Linked DNA regions of Homo sapiens: region 2 is linked to region 1. A link is a contact called in ENCODE Hi-C or POLR2A ChIA-PET data. All regions are on one chromosome and are shown on one strand. Each heading gives the region's core, a stretch centred on a gene start or an enhancer-like site at or near the end of the contact. The rest is flanking DNA. Distances are from core to core; before and after follow the strand shown. Region 1 holds the start of HSPBP1 (HSPA (Hsp70) binding protein 1). Region 2 holds the start of RDH13 (retinol dehydrogenase 13).

Region 1 (6,481 bases), core at 617-3,116:
GTTTTGTTTTGTTTTTTGAGACAGGGTCTTCCCCCTGTTGCCTAGGCTGGGGTGCAGTAGGGCAGTCATAGTTCCCTGCAGCCTCGACCTCCTGGGCTCAAGTGATCCTCCTGCCTCAGCCTCCTGCCTAGCTGTGATATAAGCAGATGCCATCACACATGGCTAATTCTTGTATTTTTTTGTAGGGCTGGGGACACACTATGTTGCCCAGGCTGGTCTCGAGCTCTTGGGTTCAAGTGATCCTCCCACCTTGGCCTCCCAAAGTACTGAGATTATAGACCTGAGCCACTGCCCCCGGCCATGTATTATAAACTGATAGACTTGTACATAGATGTCCGTGTCCTAATTCCCAGGATCTGTGCATAAGTTACCTTGCATGGCTGAAGGGACTTTGCCCATGTGACTGAGATAGGGAGATTATCCCAGTTATTTGGGTGAGCTCGATGGAATCACAAGAGTATTTGTGAGAAGGAGGCAGGAGGAGCAGTCAGTGATGGAGATGGGAAGGTGGAAGCAGAACTTGGGGTGATGGGGCCACCTGTCAAAGAAAGAGTGTGGCCTCTAGAAGCTGGAAAAGGCAAGAAAAACATTCTCCCCGAGAGCCTCCAGAAGTGATGCAATCCTGCTGACAGTTTGATTTCAGCCCCGTGAAACCCATTTTGGATTTCTGCCCTCCATAACTGCAAGATAATAAATGTGTGCTGTTTTAAGCCACCACATTCTTAGTAATTTGTTAACAGCAGCAATAGGAAACTAATATAATAGCACATCCACAGGCCCAGATGCATCTCACAGCACAGTGCTAGAAACACCACACACACACACACACACACACACACACACACATACACACACAACCTATCTGTTTGGTCTTCCTGTTTCTGCCCAAAATATCCCCCTGCACAACCACGCCCAGCAGGTGATTGATACGTTTGTGACTGTGTGCCCGTTTTGCGTTGAGCACAACCTTTTCCTGGAGGAAAACGCCTCCTATCCAGGATCAACACGGGAGTTTCTTTAAGCCCAGCCCAGGGCCAACACCTCTGCAGATCGGCCCGCACCAGCACGTGCCCAGGCCTAAACCCCACTTCTGGAGCACAGAGGCCTCGGGCCTCCCCACCAAGCTGGCTCCTCTGGCGCTCTGAATCTTGCTGGGCTCTGGGGCACTTTGCTTTCCGGCTCTAGGCCTCAAGAATCCTCTCCTCTCCACCTGGCAGGACATGGGGAAGAGTCCATGAGGGAGAGGCTGGGTGATGAGAGGGATCCACGCCGCAGCTCCACTTGACAGATGGAGAAACTGAGGCCGAGAGAGGGGTTGCGGGGGGCATAAGGCTCACAGGCCAGCCATTACGGTTGCGACCCCAGGGCTCCTGTAGATGGGGTTGGTGGCCCCGGTGGAGGCGAAAGTCAGATTAGTTGGGGCGAGGTCCCAAACCTTCTAAGGATGACTGACAGCAATGAGTGGGAGGGGCCTGTAAAGGGGCCGGGGCCCAACTGGGAGAGTCTGAAAGGCCTAGAGCAGGGGCGGGAATCGTAGGGTGGGCGGGGTCAGACCTGGGGGCGGGGCACACGTTAGAAGAGGGGTGGAGCTTGCAAAAGTATCGGGGGCGGGACTCGCTGAGGTGCGAAAACTGGGCCAGGGGCAGGGCTTTGACCAGCTACTTGAGCGTGAAGGGGCGGCGCCCGCACGAAGGGGCGTCCCAGCTTGGAGGCGGGGCCCGGATGGGAGGGGCGGGGCCGAGTGCAGTATCCCGCCAGGTGAGAAGGGGATAAGAGTCGGGCAAGCAGCTTCAGCCGCAACCACGGCACGAAGTTGGGTGGGTACGCCTGGCACTTCCGGGTGAAACCGTGCGTATTTCCGGTTAAGATGGCGGCGCCCAGCAGAGTCAGGTGCGGACGACTTTGTCTGTAGGAGCAGCGGCGGCTTGAGGACCCGGGGAGGTGAGATCCGCCTTATTCCGGCGCCCCTCTTCGGAGAGGAGGGAGAAGACTTGTTGCTAAGGAGACCAAAGGGCGGGCTTGTTGCTACGGAGGCGGAGCAGTGAGGTTGCTAAGAGACGGGACGCACGCAGTGGAGATGGGGAAGGGGGGTTGTTGCCAGGGAGAGTGGGTGGGGCCTGTTGCTAGGGAGAAAGGAGAGGCTTATGACTTTGGGGAAGGGTCCTGTGGGTATGAAGGAAGGAAAAGGGGCTGTGGTTAAGTGGGCTGGGGGCAGAGTGGTTTGGGGTCATGGGGGGTCGCCGAGCTCCCCTGAAACGCCGCCTTCTCAGCAGACCCTCAAGAATCGACCCATCAGGACGCCAGAGCTGCTTCAGCGGTGACCACCTTCTCCCTCTAACACATTCTTCCCTTCTTCACAAACGGCCCATGTCAGACGAAGGCTCAAGGGGGAGCCGCCTGCCCCTGGCGCTGCCCCCGGCCTCCCAGGGTTGCTCTTCAGGGGGCGGCGGCGGCGGCTCCTCGGCTGGGGGCTCGGGCAATTCCCGGCCCCCACGCAACCTCCAAGGCTTGCTGCAGATGGCCATCACCGCGGGCTCTGAAGAGCCAGACCCTCCTCCAGAACCGATGAGTGAGGAGGTAAAGGATGGGGACCCAAGAAGCTGGGGTGAGGGGCCTGGGGACAGATAGAGTTGCCTTGGGAAGTGTGACTTGGGGAGCCACAAGAAGACTAGGGTCTTCTTGGGTGGGAGGCAGAAAACCAGGTGTGGAGGCATTGTGGGCTATAAATTGTGCTAGATGGGGTTATCGTTGACTGAAGGTCAGATCTCAAGAGAGTCTGAGGGGACATATCCTCTCCAGAGCCAGACTAACCTGGATTCAGCATTTCCAGCTGTGTGACCTTGGGTATATTACTTCATCTTTCTGAATCTCAAGTTCTTCATTTACAAATTGATAATAATAATAACTACCGTATAGGGTAGTTCTGAGGTTCTACTTTAAGTAGGGCTGCACACAGTGCCCAGCATACAGACAGTGCTTCTGAAGGCAGCAGTGTGTTTTCATGAAGAGCACAGGCTCTGTAGTCAGACTGCTGTTTTTTTTTTTTTTTTTTGGTGGGGGCAGGGTTGGGGGTGGAGGACACAGTCTCGGCTGGAGTGCAGAGGCGCAGTCTTGGCTCACTGCAACCTCTGACTTCCCGGTTCAAGCAATTCTCATGCCTCAGCGTCCCCAGTAGCTGGGATTAGAGGCATGGGCCACCATGCCTGGCTAATTTTCGTATTTTTAGTAGAGAAGGGGTTTCACTACATTGGCCAGGCTGGTCTCGAACTCCTGGCGTCAAGTGATCCACCTGCCTCGGCCTCCCAAAGTGCTGAGATTACAGATGTGAGCCAGCACGCCCAGCCTAGACTGCTTGGGTTTGATTTCAGGCTTTGCCAATTGCTGACTGTGTGACCTTGGGTAAGTCTCAACCTTTCTGTGACTCAACTTTCTCATCTGCGAAGTGGGGATAACAATGATATATACCTCATAGAGTTGTTTTGCAGATTCATAGCGATAGCTATTATATATAATGTTTAATCGACAATTACTGTATACAGAGCATTATGCTAACCCACTTACATATATGATATCATTGAACCTTTACAACAGTGAGGCATGAAACAGGCACAGAAACATTAAATAGCTCACTCAAATTTACTTAGAACTGTGACTAAGGAGACCTCTGCTCCCCTCCCTCACCCCCAAAAATTCCAGCAGTCACGTATTAGCTCTCATCTCCTTTTTCTTTGAGATAGTCTCACTGTGTTGCCCAGGCTGGAGTGCAGTGGCCTGATCTTGGCTCACTGCAACCTCTGTCTCTCAGGTTCAAGCGATTCCCTTTGCTGCAGCCTCCCGAGTAGCTGGGATTACAGGCTCACGCCACCAGGCCTGGCTAATTTTTGTATTTTTAGTAGAGACGGGGTTTCACCATGTTGCCCAGGCTGGTCTCAAACTCCTGAGCTCAGGCAGTCTACCCACCTCGGCCTCCCAAAGTGCTGGGATTACAGGGATGAGCCACAGCTCCCAGCCGATATTTGTTGACTGAAGGAACATCAGCCCTCAGTTGTTGGCTGTCTTTATTAATGGCTGTTCCTTTGTAATGAATGACTGATGGATCTCCTTCTTTCCTCCTCGCCTTGGTCTCCAGAGGCGTCAGTGGCTGCAGGAGGCCATGTCGGCTGCCTTCCGAGGCCAGCGGGAGGAGGTGGAGCAGATGAAGAGCTGCCTCCGAGTGCTGTCACAGCCCATGCCCCCCACTGCTGGGGAGGCCGAGCAGGCGGCCGACCAGCAAGAGCGAGAGGGGGCCCTGGAGCTGCTGGCCGACCTGTGTGAGAACATGGACAATGCCGCAGGTACCCCGCTTCCCCCGCCAGGACGTTCTGCCCCTCTGTACATGTCCTGCTGCCTCTCAGCTCTTGCCCCTACTCTTGGGGCTCACACCGTCAGCCTCCCTGCTGCCTTCTCACCATCAGCCTGTTCGCCTCCATTGCCATAAGGAGCAAGGCTCTGCCTCACCCTCATGGCAGGTGGAGTCCCCCACTTCCCTGATCAGCTCTGAGATGGCTGTTTCTCTCCTAGTCCTCTGGGTGTCCACTGCCACTCCCCAGAGTACAAGAGGGAAAGTGGCATGGGTGGGGTGGCAGAGAAGGCCTCCCCGGGGTGACGTTTGATCAGAGACCTGAAGTGAGGTGAGAGTTGTGGGATGATCTCTGGGAAAAGCATTCCAGACAGTAGGAACAGCCAGTGCAAAGGCCCTGAGGCCAGAGTGTGCCTGGTGTGTTCAGGAACAGCAGCCAGGCCCTTGAGGCAGAGTAGAGTGAGTGAGGGGCCAGGCGCAGGAAACAGCGCTGGGGTGGGCCTCGCAGATGGGGAGGTAAATGCTGTTTTACTCCAAGCAGCAGAGCTCACAGAAGGTTTGAGGAGAGCTCACTTCCATTTGGAGGGGTTGGGTGGTGTAGCAATTGAGGGTGTGGATTTGGGGTGTCACTTCCTTGGTTCATAGTTCAGGCTGTGCTGCTACATGGCAGTCTGGTTTGGGCAGGTCCTGATTACTTCCTCTTGTACGCAGGCTGGGCCGAGAGAAACCCCCAGGCCCGCACAACACCAGGCACAGAGTAAACGTAACGTGTCAGGCCTGGGAGTCAGGTGTCTTCATTTTGGACAGGGGCTGGACGGAGTTTGGGAAGCCCTCCTCTGTGAGCGCATGCAGCACCCCGAGAAGACCTGCAGTGCAGCCGCCACCCTCTAGCTTACCTTTCCCCAGTGTCTCCCCGTCTTATCCGGGCAGAGAACTCCTGCTCCAATCCGCAGGATGGCTTTTAACGACTTTGCTCTTTCATTCATTTTTTGCTTGTTCAGGAAATATCTGTTGAGCAGCTGCTGTGTGCTAAGCACTGTGCTGAGTGTCCAATCATCACAGCAGCAGCAATTTTACACCTTATTAGTAATCAAATGAGAACGAAAGCCAAAGATACCACTTCCTCCCTGGCCTCGTGCGCTCTCTGTGTATATAAATATAAATATATATGTGTATCTTCTCTGTCTTAATGAAGATGCACAGTGCTGATGAAGGTGGGCTGAGGGGAACATCCTCCCATATGACTGTTTATACCACTTACAGTCAATTCAGAATGTTGTGCAACACCACCTCTATTTCCAGAACTTTTCCATTGCCTGCAAAGGAGACCCAGCACCCATTAGGCCGGCCCTCCCCCGGTCCCCTGGCAACCACTAATCAGCGTTTTGGCTGTATGAATTTGCCTGTTCTGGACATTTCATATAGATGATTATAACGTGACCTTTTGTGTCTGGCTGATTGTGCTAAAGGCGGCGTGCCCATGTTGTGGCGTGTGTCAGAGCTTTATTCCTTTTTTTTTTTTTTTTTTTTTTGAGTCAGTCTCCCAGGCTGGAGTGCAGTGGTGCAATCTCAGCTCACTGCAACTTCCACCTGCTGGGTTTCAGTGATTCTCATACCTTAGCCTCCCAAACAGCTGGGATTACAGGTGCATGTCATCAGGCCTGGCAAATTTTTTTTTTTTTTTTTTCTGAGACAGAGTCTCACCCTGTTGCCCAGGCTAGAGTGCAATGGCGCGATCTCAGCTCACTGCAACCTGTGCCTCCCGGGTTCAAACGATTCTCCTGCCTTGCCCTTCTGAGTAGCTGGGCTTATAGGCGCCCACCACCATGCCCAGCTAATTTTTGTATTTTTAGTAGAGATGAGGTTTCACCATGTTGGCCAGGCTGGTCTTGAATTCCTGACCTCGTGATCCACCCACCTTGGCCTCCCAAAGTGTTGGGATTACAGTCATGAGCCACCGCACCTGGCCAGGCCTGGCATTTTTGTATTTTTAGTATATAACATAGCAAAAACCCTGTTTTGCTATGTTACCTGGGCTGGTCTCGAACTCCTGGCCTCAAGTGATCTGCCCACCCTGGCCTCCCAAAGTGCTGGGATTATAGGCTTGAGCCACCACGCCCAGCTGCTTCATTCCTTTTTATG
Region 2 (6,928 bases), core at 4,146-6,645, 220 kb after region 1:
TTTTTGAGACAGAATCTCACTCTGTCACCCAGGCTGGAGTGCAGAGGTGTGGTCTCGGCTCACTGCAACTTCCGCCTCCCAGGCTCAAGCGATTCTCCTGCCTCAGCCTTCCGAGTAGCTGGGACTACAGGCGCGTGCCACCATGCCCAGCTAATTTTTTGGTACTTGTAGTAGAGACAGGGTTTCACCATGTTGGCCAGGCTGGTTTCAAACCCCTAATCTCCAGTGATCTGCCTGCCTTGGCCTCTCAAAGTGCTGGGATTAAAGGCGTGAGCTACCGTGCCAGGCCGTGGAGTAGCTAAACTTATCTTACACTGCTGAGGTCTCTCAAGATGTGTGTAGGGAGAGAGAGTTGGGGGGAGAGAGAGAGACAAAGGAAAAGAGGAAGAGAGAGACAGGGAGAAAGAGAGGAAGAAAGAGAAAGAGAGAAACAGGAAGAGTGAGAGGAGAAAGAGAGGAAGGGGGAGAGAAAGAGAGATGGGGGAGAAAGAGAGAGAGAGAAGGAGACACAGGAGGGGGAGAGAAAGAGGGAGAGAGCAATGAGAGAGATATGAGACAGAGAAGAGAGAGAGAGGAGACACGGAGGAGGGGGACAGAAAGAGGGAGACAGAGAGATGAGAGAGAGAAAAGACACAGATGAGGGGGAGAGAAAGAGGGAGAGAGAGATGAGAGAGAGATTGATAGCACCCAGCTAATCAATCAGTGGCTTTAGTGCCATGAGCTGGAAGGGAGGAATGGATACTGGGGAACAGTTGGTTGACTTTCCCTGGTGGGACAGCCCCTCTTTCTAGAACTACCTTTCCTATGTCCCCTGTGCTTCTCTCCAGTCCATACTCTACATCTCAGCCAGAAAAGAAGAAATTCTAAAACATGTATCTGCCCGTGACATGACCCTCCTTGGCTCAACACTCTTCAGCGGTACCCAGCGCCCTCTGAGTCAACGCCAAGCTTCCTACCATGGCATTGGAGCCGCGCTCTGGGTCCTTTTACTGATGGCTCCCGCCTCAGCCCTTCCACCCCCTCCCATACCCTGCATGCCAGCCCAGGCAGCCCTCCCTCCTCCCACAATATCTCTCATATGCATTCCTGTCCCATGCCTTCTGCTTAAGCTGTTCCCACAGCCCGGAGTCTCCTCCCTGGCTGAGGGAAATCTTGCCGGCTCACATGGCCGTGATCCCCATCATTTCCTGCAGAAAGCTTGCCCAGCTCTCCGACACGGGGACCTTCTGCCCCTCCTGAGCCCTGAGTCCCCTCCATCTTAACTGGGAGGTCACCTGTTTGCGTGGTGTCTGCTCAGCTTGCAGGCAAGGCCACCAACACCCTCCTTTCCTGTCTTTCCTTCCTACCATCCTCTCCTGTCCACCCTCTGCCTCTCCCTCCCTTCTTCTCTTCTTTCCTTCTAGTTACTGAGCCATGCATGTGTTGCATGCAGCAAGGATGAATAAAATAAAATAAACCTACAGCAATCATTCCAGTTACTATGGCCATATAACAAATTATTCTAAAACTCAGTGGCTTCAGACAAGGATCATATCTATTTTACTCAAAAACCTACCATCTGCACAGGCCTTGGTGGAGGCAGCTTATCTGTGTGCCCTTTGGTGATGGCTGGGGCTGTCAAGAAGCTGGGGCAGTGCTTGGGCTGCAAAGACTCAAATGGCTGGAGTCTGGGACCACTGGAGCTCCTTGCCCCCCTTTGCTTATCTCTACACAGCCACAGGGTCGCTAAACTTACCTTACACTGCTGAGGCCTCTTAAGATGTGTGTAGGGAAAGAGAGTTGGGGGGAGAGGGAGAGAGAGAACAGAGAGAGAGAGACACACACAAGAAGAGAGAGAGGAAGAAAGAAGGAGAGAGAGGAAGAGGAAGGGAGAGGAAGAGAGAGAGAAAGAGAAAGAGGGAGAGAGAGAGGAGAGAAAGAGACAAGAAGAGAGGAAGAAAAAAGAGGAAGAGAGGGATAGAGGAAGACAGAAGGAGGGAGAGGGAGAGAGGAAGAGAGAGGAAAGAGAAAGGAAGGGAAAGAGAGATGTGAGAGAGAGGGAGAGAGAGAGAGAAAAGAGGACAGAGGAAGAGAGAGAGGAAGAGAGAGGGAGAGAGAGGGAGAGAAGACAGAGAGGGAGAGAGGAAGAGAAAAGGAGACAGAGAGAGGAGAGATAGAGAAGAACGAGAAAGGAGAGACAGAATGTGAATGAGAATTGGGTGCCATAAACCCTCTGATGGGGAAAGCAAAGGGCATTGTGGGAGAATCCTCTCAGCACCTGGGACAGCACCCAGTGCTGATCAGGAACATGTTAACAACCAGGAAAATGGTAAAGGCGTGGACAGCCCACCTGGAGTCCAAACAGATGTTCTAACTCCCTTGGGTGTGTCTGGGAATCAGGTAGGAGATCCTCAGAGGAGGAATATGCATGCATTGTTCTCTTTATAATAACCATATTAACAGCCAGCAATGTTCTGGCACTTACTATGGATTAAGTCCTTGTTATGAATGACTTCATGCCATCCTTCCAAATTCAATGACAGGTAGCTGGGCGCAGTGGCTCACGCTTTGTAATCCCAGCACTTTGGGAGGCTGAGGCAGGTGGATCACCTGAAGCCTGGAGTTCAAAACCAGCCTGGCCAACATGGTGAAACCCCGTCTCTACTAAAAATACAAAAATCAGCCAGGTGTGGCGGCGAGCGCCTGTAATCCCAGCTACTCATGAGGCTGAGGCAGGAGAATCGCTTGAACCCAGGAGGCAGAGGTTGCAGTGAGCTGAGATTGCATCACTGCGCTCCAGCCTGGGCATCGGAGAGAGACTCTCAAACAGGAGCTGGCGAACTGTGGCGCACTGCTTATTTTTATAAATAAAGTTTTATGGGAACACAGCTGTGCTCACTTGTTTTCACATCATCTGTGGCTGCTTCCCAGCTCCTCTGGCAGAGGAGGTGCAACAGCCACTGTGTGGATCACAAAGCTGAAATTATTTACTATCTGGCTGTTTGTAGAAAAAGTTTGCTGATCTCTGTCCTGGAAGTCAATGATATTAGGATTTCAGTTTACAGAAAAGGAGAAAAAGACAGGGAAAAACAGTGTTGTTTTTTTTTCAAGGTTGAGAAAATGAACATCTGAACCAATTGCCCATGTTATTAAATGTAAACATTTATTATTATTATTTTTGAGATGGGGTCTTGCTCTGTCACCCAGCCTGGGGTGCAGTGGCACAATCACAGCTCATCATAGCCTTGACCTCCTGGGCTCAAGCAGACCTCCCACCTCAGCCTCCCAAGTAGCTGAGGGTGCAGATGCGTGCCACCAAACCTGCTAATTTTTGTATTTTTTGTAGAGATAAGGTTTTGCCGTGTTGTCCAGGCCGCTCTCAAACTCCTGGGCTCATACTATTCTCCACTTTGGCCTCCCAAAGTGCTGGGATTACAGGCATGAGCCACCATGCCCAGTCTAAAATTTTTCTTTATTTTTAGTTTGGTAAACTATGCATAAAGTAAAATGTACCATCTTAACCATTTTAAGTGTACAATTCAGTGATGTTAAGTATATTCACATTGTTGTGCAACCATCACCACCGTCCACCTTCAGGTCTTTTTTTTATTTTGCAAAACAAACTCTGTATCTATTAAAAAACAGCTTCCCGGCCGGGTGCGGTGGCTCATGCCTGTAATCCCAGCACTTTGGGTGGCCGAGGCAGGTGGATCACCTGAGGTCAGGAGTTTGAGACCAACCTGGCCAACATGGTGAAACCCCGTCTCTACTAAAAATACAAAAATTAGCCGGGTGTGGTGACACGTGCCTGTAGCCCCAGCTACTCGGGAGGCTGAGGCAGGAGAATCGCTTGAACCTAGGAGGCAGAGGTTGCAGTGAGCTGAGATCGCCCACTGCTCTCCAGCCTGGGTGACACAGTGAGACTGTCTCTCAAAAAACAAAACAAAACAAACAAACAAACAAAAACAAATCCTGTGACTTCCCAATCTCATCTCCAGCCCCCTGCAGCCACCACTCTGTTTTCTGTCTCTATGAATTTGACTCCTCCAAGTGCCTCTTATACAGCATTTGGCATTGTGTAACTGGTTTAATACGTTTGAGATGGTGAGAGCTTAAGGTCTACAGGCCTAAGGTTTTTTTTTTTTTGACAGAATTTCACTCTGTCGCCAGGCTGGAATGCAGTAGGGCAATCTCGGCTCACTGCAACCTCCACCTCCCGAGTTCAAGTGATGCTCCTGCTTCGGCCTCCTGAGTAGCTGGGACTACAGGTGAGTGCCACCACATCCAGCTAATTTTTGTATTTTTAGTAGAGACAGGGTTTCACCATGTTGGCCAGGCTGGTATCAATCTCCTGACCTCGTGATCCATCTGTCTCGGCCTCCCAAAGTGCTGGGATTACAGGCGTGAGCCACCGTGCCCGGCCATTGACTAAGGTCTTAAAATAGCTCTTCCTGCCTGTATAATCTCCATTATGGCAGGGCTCATATAAGAAGATGACAGTTCATCTGATGAGGAAGAAAACTTACTCCTAGTTAGATTGGGTTGAATTCTTCCCTGTTTCCAGCGGTGTCTGCTCCTGGCACCTCAGGCACAGTCAGGGGTAGGAGGTGGTGATCAGATACACTCGCTGTGAGCAGTGCAAGGGGAAGCAGGTGCCCAGAGGTGCATCCCGGTTTGGTGGGGGTGACAAACATGGACAGGTAAGTGCAGGAGTGTGTGCAATACTCAATCTAAGAAAGGTAGTTCAGGCAGAGTTCAGGGAAGATATCTCTGTGCAGGGCCAGACATGGGGATGAGATTCTGATAATTTGGGAATGAATCAGGCCCCCAGCCCCTCCTCCCTCAGACTCAGCAGTCCAGGCACCCGGCCCTCCTCCCTCGGACCCAGAAGTCCATGCTCCCAGCCCCTCCTCCCTTGGACCCAGGAGTCCAGGCCCCCAGCCCCTCCTCCCTCAGACCCAGGAGTCCAGGCCCCCAGCCGCCTTCTCCTGCAGGACCCCAGGAGCTTGGGTACCCACAGGCTACTAGATCCTTGTTTCTGTGCATGGAAATTCTCAAATTATCTCCAAAAGTCTATGAAGAAGGTAAACACACATTTCCAGATGAGGGAATAGGCTGATATAGTTGAAAGACACACAGAGGGTCACAGTCTGGAATTGACAGTGGTGGGATTCGAACCTATTTCACTCCAGAACTGCGTAGCGCCTTATACGCTGCGGCAAGTGTGACGTCATTCGAACAAACCATAGGCCCCGCCCCCGGACTAGCCACGCCCACAGGCTCCTGAAACCACCAATCCCAGCTGTGACAGCGCTCAGGACCGATGCTCATAGGTCCCGTCCCTAGGATCCCCGCCCCCTCCGCCCGCGCCCCGCCCCTCGCAGCCCAGTTCCGGACGCGGGCCCAGCCGCGCCTGCGCCTCCGCTCGCCTGTGGCTGCGTCGCGCGCTCTTCCTCGGAGCTACCCAGGCGGCTGGTGTGCAGCAAGCTCCGCGCCGACCCCTGACGCCTGACGCCTGTCCCCGGCCCGGCATGAGCCGCTACCTGCTGCCGCTGTCGGCGCTGGGCACGGTAGCAGGCGCCGCCGTGCTGCTCAAGTGAGTACATTCTAGCCCCGCGTGCGCGGTCAAGGCGGGCCCCCAGCGCAGGGGCCGGGAAGGCGGCGGAGACCCCCGCCCCTCGCACCCGGGTCCAGGCCCCGTAGCTCCCGACCCGCAGTGCCCGCCCGGAGTGGGGCAAACCTGCGCTCTGGCCGGCCAGGTCACCGGCCCAAGGTCACTCGGAGGGAAGGGCGAGCCTGGGCCCTTGTAAATGTTGCTTTCCTTCCAGACTTTTAAACTCTTTATTTTGTTGTTTTGTATTATTTATTTGTTCGTTTATTTTTAAAGGCAGAATCTGGCTCTGTCGCCCAGGCTGGAGTGCAGTGGCGCGATCTTGGCTCACTGCAGCCTTGACCTCCTGGGCTCAGGTGATCCTCCCACCTTGGCGTCCCCAGGAGCTGAGATCACACGTGCGCCACCACGCCCGGCTAATTTTTGTATTTTTCGCAGAGACGGGGTTTTGCCATGTTGGCCAGGCTGGTCTCAAACACCTGCCCTCAGGTGATCCGCCTGCCTCGGCCTCCAAAGTGCTGGGATTACAGACGTGAGCCACCTCGCCCAGCCTACTTAATTTAAACTTTCTTAAAAATTAGCCTCTGTGGCTGGTGGCCACTGTATTGCATGGTGCCCTTCTCTCCTGTGGGTGCAGTGCTGTTTACCTGCTCAGCCTCCTGTTGCTGGACACTATCTTGTTGCCAGCGTTAGCCTCTGTGGGACATGGGTGTGGTGGGCAGAGTCGTGACTCCGTAGAGGGGTCCACGTCCTAATCCTCGGAAGGTGTGACGACATTACCTCACGTGTCAGAGGTTCTCGCTGATGTGTTAAGTGAAGCATCTTTTTTTTTTTTGAGACAGAGTTTCGCTGTTGTTGCCCAGGCTGGAGTGCAATGGCACGACCTCGGCTCACCACAACCTCCACCTCCCGGGTTCAAGCGATTGTCCGGCCTCAGCCTCCTGAGTAGCTGGGATTACAGGCATGTGCCACCACGCCTGTCTAATTTTGTATTTTTAGTAGAGACGAGGTTTCTCCATGTTGGTCAGGCTGGTCTTGAGCTCCCGACCAAAGGGGATCTGGCCACCTTGGCCTCCCAAAGTGCTGGGGTTACAGGCGTGAGCCACCGTGCCCGGCCAAGTGAAGGATCTTATGATTATCATGTAGTCTTTTTTTTTTTTTGGAGACAGGGTCTCTCTGTCACCCAGGCTGGAGTGCAGTCATGCTGTCACAGCTCACTGCAGCCTCACCCTCCCTGGGCTCAGGTGGTCCTCCCACTTCAGCCTCCCGAGTAGCTGACTCTACAGGCGTGCACCACCAAGCCCTGCTAATTTTTGTATTTTTAGTAGAGATGGGGTG

Evidence for each region. Hi-C counts contacts between places; a loop is a spot of excess contacts on that map. ChIA-PET counts read pairs that join two places held with the same protein, here RNA polymerase II (POLR2A). Pooled maps may share reads with other maps.
Region 2: a map of naive thymus-derived CD4-positive, alpha-beta T cell shows a loop between it and region 1 (27-fold over the local background). The contact joins the promoter of RDH13 here to the promoter of HSPBP1 in region 1. A Hi-C loop is called at or near these places in 1 of 168 maps with a recorded cell type or tissue (naive thymus-derived CD4-positive, alpha-beta T cell), 2 of 37 single-sample maps with no recorded cell type and 8 of 50 pooled maps. POLR2A ChIA-PET finds 5 or more read pairs at or near these places in 2 of 52 experiments (HEK293 and WTC11).

Annotation. Positions count from the first base shown.
Region 1 is chr19:55,275,495-55,281,975 of GRCh38, reverse strand. HSPBP1 (HSPA (Hsp70) binding protein 1) reads left to right here and starts at 1,866. Exons shown (of 8, transcript NM_012267.5): 1 at 1,866-1,941; 2 at 2,274-2,577; 3 at 4,130-4,334. The coding sequence starts at 2,368. RefSeq lists a silencer at 1,504-1,733 and enhancers at 1,854-1,993, 3,775-4,275, 5,627-5,736.
Region 2 is chr19:55,061,615-55,068,542 of GRCh38, reverse strand. RDH13 (retinol dehydrogenase 13) reads left to right here and starts at 5,395. Exons shown (of 7, transcript NM_001145971.2): 1 at 5,395-5,575. The coding sequence starts at 5,511. RefSeq lists a silencer at 2,185-2,385 and an enhancer at 6,085-6,928.